Linked DNA regions of Mus musculus: region 2 is linked to region 1. Evidence: chromatin loops called from intact Hi-C (ENCODE). Cell type or tissue: heart. All regions are shown on one strand. Links, peaks and the distances in the headings refer to the core of each region. The heading gives the core; the rest is flanking DNA.

The links. A loop is a pair of places that touch in the nucleus more often than their neighbours do. Peaks named below come from ENCODE experiments on the same cell type or tissue, not always from the same donor. Only the 100,000 strongest peaks of a DNase experiment are listed, where the experiment ranks them.
Region 2: it touches region 1 in a loop (2.2-fold over the local background); 1 of 42 quality-filtered maps calls a loop at or near these places.

What each region holds. Positions count from the first base shown.
Region 1 is chr15:95,771,344-95,775,737 of GRCm38, reverse strand. It overlaps the pseudogene Gm8849. Among named protein-coding and RNA genes, the nearest start is that of Ano6, 17 kb to the left of the region's middle. In heart, for the core only: a CTCF peak has its summit at 2,072 (motif pointing left); a DNase peak (open chromatin) is centred at 2,046.
Region 2 is chr15:95,834,642-95,839,035 of GRCm38, reverse strand. All of the region lies in intron 1 of Ano6 (anoctamin 6), which reads right to left. Among named protein-coding and RNA genes, the nearest start is that of Gm17546, 6.8 kb to the right of the region's middle. In heart, for the core only: a CTCF peak has its summit at 2,187; DNase peaks (open chromatin) are centred at 2,745 and 2,855; H3K4me3 peaks cover 668 bases; H3K27ac peaks cover 2,785 bases.

The DNA.
Region 1 (4,394 bases), core at 304-4,303:
TTGGCTACTCTGGTAAGAGAGCCCATCTTAATAGCCAGCCAGACACTTGGAAGGTTAGCCAGGCCCAACGGCAGGCAGAGTTAGGTTAGCTGCTGAGGTTTGCTCTTTTGATACATACTGTAAAGATGAATACTGGCTCCCAAGGCCTGGTTGCTTGCAGGAATGAGAGAATCTTCATGCACAATGTGGCCTTGCTCCTTAATCTAGAACTATTGGTTAAATAGAGATGTCAACAGCTAATAGCTAGGCTGAAGAGACATGGGTGGGGTTTGGGGTTCCTGGGCTTGGGGTCTGAGGAGACCACGAAAAGAGAGGAAGGTAGGGAGAGGAGAAGACACCATGGGGTACCATGGCTGTGAGGGCTAGCCAACTGGAGTTGAGAGCAGCCCAGATGGAATATGGTAAATCATAACTCTGTTATTGATAGGAAAATTGATTTTGATAGCATAGAAGGTAGATATCTGGCCAGCTTTAGTACTGATAAAGGCATGTTGTAAATTAAAGGTTGTGTTTGTCTTTTATCTGGAAATCGAATAACCAAAGGTGGGGTAGAAGCCTCTGACTGAGATTACATATTTTCTACAACAGTCAGCAGCCAATCTCACCGATAAACAGAAGAGAGCTTCACTATCCCCCTACTAGAGTAAGTGTAGACGTGGGCATGGCCACGGTTGGACCAACTGGGTTGTATATTTTGAGCTCACTGAGAAATAAAAATTAGCAGAATTTTATAGACTCTTTGAAATCAAATTACAAAAGAAACAAAACAGAAGAAAAGGTCTTGTAGAATAGGTAATCTAGGTGAATGCACGGTGAGTTATTAAGTCCAAAGTTCCCCAAAGGCAGCTCTATAAATATTTCCGAAAAAGATACGGAGCACAGACTTTATTACTACCAAAGCTACAGCCGGTGGCAGCTGACAGTGTGCTGCTGCTGGTGGTGGTATGAGTGGGTCAGGAGAAGCAAGCCCCAGTCCTCCAAGGTGCAGGGGACATTATCACTGTTTAGTGGCATCCCGTGTAAGCAGAATTCAATCTGTTACTGGTTTCTATATTAGAAACTCCAATGGAAATATTTTTTCATGGGGAAGTATATTCTGTATTTCATCCTTTTTTTTTTTTTTTTAAACGGTTGCATGCCCCCTAAGGAATAATGGAAGTGTCTTATTCAAACTGTTCACTCCTGAAAATGAAAGTGCTCTGAAGAGGTGGGAAGAGCTTTTGTCTCCTGTTGGCACAAGACTTCTTTATCTTCTTTTGTATGTGTTTCGCTGATAGGCAAGACAGTGCTTCAGTAGAAGTTAGAATTATAGCCTAAAATATCTACTCAAACACAGTACTTTGTCCCCATTTTGACTCATTTCCAGTTGTGCTCAATCGTTGGCAGGCACGCTACTCCTTTCTGCACCGTGAAAGACATCTTTCGTCTCTTTGACCCTCTATTGCATTACCCTGGTGATATCTGTAGCCAGGAAAATGCTAGCATTTTCTCTAGCAGGGAGAGGAAGACATAAATATTTGATCTCAGATCAGCGATGTGTGTAATTGTTACTATAGAGAGAACCTTTGATTGCTGCCCAAATCTAGAGGTCTATTAAAATTTAATTTCTAGGTCTTCTCTTCTTTGCTCTAAAAATCAGAGTATTTCATAGTGTAGAAATTAACTCTTCCTTCCCTGTCCCTGTACCCACACTCCTCTGCATTTCATTGAGCGAAGAAATGCCAGTCGCTTAAAGATACGGGACTTAGGAATTAGAGAGCGAGTCCTTCAAAGAGTGCTGGTAACCTCAGGAAAGAACAACTAAGGGGGAATTGTGAGTTGTGAGTTTTTTCTAGAAATAAGCATAAAAAACAGAATAGACTATCGTTTGTATAACGTTTGCTTATTAATATTGCTAGCATTTTTTTTAAATCCTAGAAAAGCACTCTCAGGGCTGGAGATATAGCTCAGCAGTTAAGCACACTTGTTGCTCTTACAGAGAGGCCCTAGGTTCCATTTCCAGCATGCACATGGCAATTCACAACCATTTCTAACTCCAGTTCCAAGAGCGAATCTGGTGCCCTCTTCTGGCCGCCATGAGCATGGCATGCATGCTGTGCCCATGTATACACGCAGGCAAAACACTCATATGCATACTATAAAACAAGTCTAAAAAAATAAAGCACCATGGGAAAATTATAGGAATGTCTTAAAAAAAAAACTTGACAGGAAATCAGTTTATTAGCTCAACTTCAAAATTTTTTCTAAAGGAATGAACCGAATCTGGAAAACTAGTTTCATAGCAATTAGATATCTAGCAAAAAAAAAAAAAAAAAAAAAAAAAAAGGAAAGACAATCTAAAGCAATAGAAGTATAATATCCGAGGTTTTCCCTTTTCATACTTACAATTGTAAGTGGGATTTGGCTATTGGCCAGTTCATTGCATTATATCCAGATGAGTGAAGACGTAAGGGAGACTATAATCCTGGAGCTTAATTTTATTCATTATTTCCAAAGTCTCTCAGCTGTACTCAGCGCTACAGTGAGAACACAATTGGCCGGTCCACCTTTAGCCCTTTTCTGTCTTCTCCCCTTCTATAGGCGGGGGCTGGACTCTTAAAGGGCTACTTACAGAGCTTAGTGAGGTACAAATGTAAGTGGCCCAAGAGTGGCCTCCGCATCTGTTTCCAGATAACCCAAGACTGCCCGAAAGGTAAACGAAAGTAGGGTATATTTAGAGCATCCAGGACCTAGGATTTTCTTGGCATGCCTCAGTAACTGGAGAAGTGAGATCTCAGGAGCCGAATTGTAAGTTAGGAAATAAGATGCTGTTGTCAAGTGACCGGAAGTTCAATACCAGTTATATCACTTATTTGGTGTGAAAAGGCTCAAGGAAAGTGTTCAATGCTTGTAAGGATTTTTTTTTTTTTTTAGACAATGTGACTCAAGTTAGGGAAAAGGAGCCTCAGCTAAGAACATGACTCCATCAAATTGGCCTGAAGGCAAGTCTATGGAGCACTTTTTAAATTGGTGATTGACACGGAAGGGCCCAGCCCATTGTGGGCGGTGCCACGCCTGGGCCGGTGGTCGTGGGTTGTATAAGAAAGCAGGCGGAGCAAGCCATGGTGAGCAAGGCAGCGCTCTTCCATGGCTTCTGCATCAATCCTTGTCTCCAGGTTCCTGCCCTGACTTCCGTCATTGATGGGCTTGTGACACGGAAGTAAGTAAATAAGCTTTTCTCTGTCCTTGGCTGCTTTGGGTAGAGCTGTTTACCACAGTGATAGAAAGCAAACTCGGACAGATGGGACGCTCCCCAGACCGCAGCTTCCTCATCCATCTGATGAGAAGAACAAAGCTTTCTAGAACCGCTAAATGGAGCAGAGTCTGTAGAATGGAAAATGGCCAGAATCGACTGTTGATGACGGCCTCATTCTCATAATGATTTTAATCCTCGGCATTTGAAATATCATTCTATTTTAATCATAACGACAGCCGTGATAGCCTAATGGTTTCGCTGGGCATTTTTCTGGGAAAGAAGGCTAAGAGAATGTACTCTTCCGGTCTCTGTATTCTACTGACACCGCAACCTTCCAACACAGTGCTGTTCGATTCTGTGAGCCACCACAGTAATAGGCACACAGCATCCCTCGGCAGGTACCCCAGAGGGTCACTGTAATCCCGGGCCTGCTGTTCACGTTCCTAGCATGCTATGGTGGAGTTAGTCAGGTAATTGGGCAATGAGGGACCTTTTGGAGGCCTGAGCCATCTTTCTGAGACTGGCTTAATTCAATCATTATGGTTATCTATAGGTACATCCATTTTTTTTTTTTTTTTTGGTATGACATAGCTCTATTCTTTATGGGAGAAAAAGAAAAAAGAATCCTACTGTGTGTATATACCATATTTCCTTTACTTCTCCATCTGGGATTGCTCCGCCCCAGGTTGCTTCTATAACTTAACTACTGTGAAATGTGTTGTGATAAACATTGACATGCAAGTGTGGCATTTGATTTGGATCTGTTGGGTGACACCAAGCCTGCTTGGGTTACACGGAAGGTCTGTTCATAGTTTCTAAAGGGACCTGTAAACTGATTCTGTAGTGGCTGGACTAGCTTACACTCATCAATAACATAGATTGGCTTCTTTTTGTCTTTATCCTACTTGGTACTTACTGTCTCCATTCCAATGATTGCTTATTTGCTAGTTTAGTGCCGTTGTGTGCCATGGTACAGGTGTGCCGTGGTATAGGTGTGCTGTGGTATAGGTGTGCCATGGTACAGGTGTGCCATGGTACAGGTGTGCTGTGGTATAGGTGTGCTGTGGTATAGGTGTGGAGGTCAGAGGACCACTTGCAGAAGTTGGTTTTCTCCTTCCACTGTGTAGGTTCCAGAGATCAAACTCAAGTTGTCAGATTT
Region 2 (4,394 bases), core at 76-4,075, 64 kb before region 1:
TTGAGCAAGGAGATCTCACTGCGAAGGAGAAATGGGTATGAACAATGATTGACAGGAGAGGGTCAGCTGATCAGGCATACTGGATTTTTTTTTTTTTTTTGTTCTGTTTCTTTTGTCTTGTTTTTCTTTCCCTGAGTTCTGCAAATACTTGAGAGTCTGAGTTGCTTTTTGGCCTCCCGTCCCTAAAATAATGGTTCCCAAATGTCAGTGCAAGAATCAAATAAATAACCACCGCTTGCTAAACTCTCAGAATAATCCGTGCAGTTTGCCAAGGAGAGTCTGGGCTGACAACTGGGCTAGGGGTGGCTCTGCTGTAAAGATCAACCTGTGCAACCCTGCCCTAGGAAAGATATCTCTGGTTTTCAGGTCACAGGGTAAAGGACTTCACAACCCAGCTTTCCCCTCAGTCACTGTACTGACCGCGGTGACCTCTACTGGGTTAATGATCAAACCATCCAGGCAAAACCACAAAGACAGACCATGCCCACTGCCTTCCGTCTCAACTGAGAAAAGTAACTTAGAGAAAAGAATCTACAGATAGGGCGATTATCCCCACATACAGAGCCCTCACAGGAAGGAAAGTTCCTGGCAGGTGCTACCGGGGATGTCTCCACTGCCAGAGGACAAAGGGAAAACTCACCCCTCAACTATTAGCTTTCTTAGTTTCCCAATTGAAATAAACTTCATCCGGGTACTGAGAACATGAATCCAGTGTGCTTAGCCATCAGCTAACAATGCCCAAGGCGGGGAGGGTGGGGGGAACCTTCAGAATATTTAACCTTTTACAAGTTCCTGATTCCTGAACCATGGGTTGCCATTTTAGTTAAAACTTGAAGGGTTTTTGGAATCAGTGCATTGAGTAATATGAGGAAAACTTTAATTTCATGTTTTCTTCTGTCAACTACAGTAGGTCTCTGCTCCCTGTGCTAATGTTCAATTACAGAGCACCTTAATTTCCTTAAATAAAATAAGCCTGGTGAATAAAGAGAGACTTGCACTCATCTGCTTCATGTCCTTGGTCTTAAGGCAGGGAGGAGAGAGGCTCGGAGAGAGTGGGCATGTTTGCAGAGCTGGGGCTCAATCTAGGAACGGCCCAGAGCCTCCACTCACCTCTCCTCCCAATTCAACAGAGCCCTAGCCAGTGAAATGGAGTCAGGGCCTGCACAGAAGTGTGATTGCATGCCTGCTCAGCAGCAGTCCCAGCTTGTTTCTGTGAGACACTCCTTCAGTGAGTCTTCAACTACCAGGACATAAACCAACAAGGGCAGAGGACATGGGGACCTGTGCTTGAAAGACAACACACAGGCACTTAGCAACTGGCTTAGGCACTGGAGAAGTCCCATCCTAAATGAGGAAGGGCCAGAGGCAAGTTTATTTCAACCACACAGGTTCTTCTAGAACTGAAGGCCAAGGTGGGGCAGAGGGCAGAAGGATAAGCCAAATTCCACTAAAAATCAGTTATCTCTTGTTTTAAATCCTGGGACTATTTAACATATCACCTCTCCCTCTTTGTCTCAGTTAATATTCCTCCCCCCTCCCCCCTCTCTCTTTCCCACCCTGGTGGGTTGTTGGGGGGGGGGGGATGTGACAGGGGATGGGATGGGACAGATAAGACAGTCCAAGATGTCTACCAAGCTCTCCAACTGCTTCTGTTTTCTCATAGAAATCTAACATGAGTCCTCCATCCTTGGAAGGGTTAGAGAGTCCACGCTAAGGGCAGGAAGAAGCCTGCACAAGTGCCTAGAGCCCACACACACACAGCCCACCTCCTCCCTCTCTTCTTCGCCTCTTGTACTCTGGTTGAAGTATTTCATAAATAGCTGGAGCTGAGGGCAATAAAGAGCTAAAAATACCAGCACTGAGGGTTTCTAACAGCAAACGGTGCAGCCAAGTCACGGTGAAGGAAGCCTGGAACTGCAGGGGGAATCAGCAAAATTCTCTAGATAAAAGTCGGGGTTCGGGGGTTGGAGGGGACGCCAATGGAGGGAGGAACGAACACATCTTCAGACTGGTCATCTGAGACAAATGCATCCACACGAGAACAAAAGACATTACCAAAAAGAGACACAAAGCAAGAAGCATTTGGAGGACCAAAAAGAAAAAAAAAAAAAACTATGAAAACTCAAACTGCGGCAGAAATTAAAGTCACCAGCAGGCTTGAGCCATCCAATTCCGGGTATGCTCATTAAGTTGGATCAAGAGATCAAAGAGCAATCGTGCAAAGTGTGGGAGCCAATATCAGATGACAGAAGTATTCACAAGCTGAGATAGAGAAAGAAAAAAAAATCCCAGCATATAACACTTTTTTTTTCTTTCTAGAATTAAAGGCTATTTTGCTCCCCAAATTAAACTTTCTCCCCCCCCCCCAAAAAAAGTGGTCAGGCGTGGTGGTGCACACCTTTAATCCCAGCACTTGGGAGGCAGGCCGATTGCTGGGAGTTCAAGGACAGCATGGTCTATATGGGGGTCTCACCCTGTGGTCCTCAGCCCCTTTGGGGTCTGACTGACCCTTTCCCAGGGTAGAGTATCAGATATTTACATTACAATTTTAACTGTAGCAACAAGAGAGTCATGAAGTAGCAACAAAAATGATGTCTGGCTGGGGGGTCAGCACAACATGAGGAATATATGAAAAGGTCACAGCCCTGGGAAGCGTGGGAACCATTGGTCTACATAGTCAGTGAGTTCCAGGTCAGCCAAGGACAACAGTTAAAAAAAGAAAAGGAAAGGCCGGCCAGAGCGAAGGATCTGCTAATGTTTCCACATGTTAACAGGATCTAAATCAGGACTCAAAAAGAAAAGCCCACAAAATCCCAGAGGAAAGGGTTTATATACAGAAGATCAGAGTCTGATGCATAGAACTTGTCAAGAACTAGCTGGAGAAACATCCTTGAGTGCAAGGTCATCAGTTAAAATCCAGGAAGAGGAAGGCATTTTCAGACGTGTCTCTTCCATCTCTGCAACTCCAGCCTTCCTCTGTGAGGCCCTGGGAAATGTGTCCATGGAACACTCAACCAACAGGAAAGACAACACATAGCAAGGCCCTCCTACAAGACAGAGCCTAAAGGAGCTGGCAGGAAGGTGCTAAGTGGAAACCATTCTCTGCCCTGAGAGCAATGGAAGGTTCCAGAGGCTCTTCCTCCAAAGATGACCTTGACAGAATCCCTGTGTGGCTGGTTATATCGAAGAGAGATTTACAACTGGTATAGAATTTGAGGTTGAATTATTCATAACTATATCAAAGATTAACAATGAAAAAAAAGTCAATATTGGCCGTGCAACCTAACCATGAGAGGCAAAAGTAAATCAAACTATATTAAACGGTTCATCTGTGGAGAAGATTCCACAGTTGCAATAAAGTAAACACTGGATATTGATCTCATCCAAATTACAGTACAATTACAATATGATTACAGCTGGCAAAAAAATGAGAACTGAGAAGCAAGGGGCAGGAGGGGATGAAAGCAAACTAAATGCTGGCACCAAAGGATGGTGCCTAAACCTGAGAAACAGATAAGTTACAGTGTCAGTGTGTGGATTAGAAAGGCACACCTGATACCCCCTGACAGCTCACAACTGCCTGTAACTCTAATTCTAGGGGAAGCAGATGCCCTCTTTTGTCCTTCAGGACACAGTACACATAAACTCATGTAGGTATATACATATTCACACACAGAACAAATAAACAAACACGTTTTTACAAAAAGGAAGAAAGAGTTCATTGGTAGAGCACTTGACAAGCAGACGTACACTCTGGGGTCAATCATCAAGCCTAAGAAAATAAAGAGAGAGAGAGTGCATGCTCACTTCAAACATCTCATGAGAGCCAGTACCTACAATATGCCGGACCCTACGCTACATGCAAAAGATGTATCAGTGTACCAACCATAAGATGTTCCTTTGTGGGAACTCACTCTGCTTAGAGAAAAGAAGGACATTAACAGGTTGCTATGTCAGACTATATCTCAGGTAACTATTTGGGGCAGGGTGGGGAAAGGAACGACATCTGAAACCTGAAAGAATGGGACAGAAGTTGACTGTGGGGAAAAAGAAAAGCTTTAGGGGAGGAGGGGAGACCGATGGTGCAATCGCAGAAAAGGTTTGGGTGTGCTCACGACAATGCCTTGGGGTCAGTCACCAAGACTGAAAGAACATAAAAGAGAAAAGAGGCCACCCTCAAATACACCTCTCAATACCCAGCCAATATGACCCCAAAGGAAGGCAGAGAAGAGGAACAAGCTGAAGTAGAGGAATCCAGATGGACTCCAATGAAACGCATTCTGCGAGGCAGACAAGAGCAGAGTACCCCAGCATCACAGAGCTGCCTGATGCAAGAGTGGGCATCGCACACCAGCCAGTAGACTACTGTTGGGGGCAGCTAACAAGGTTGACTG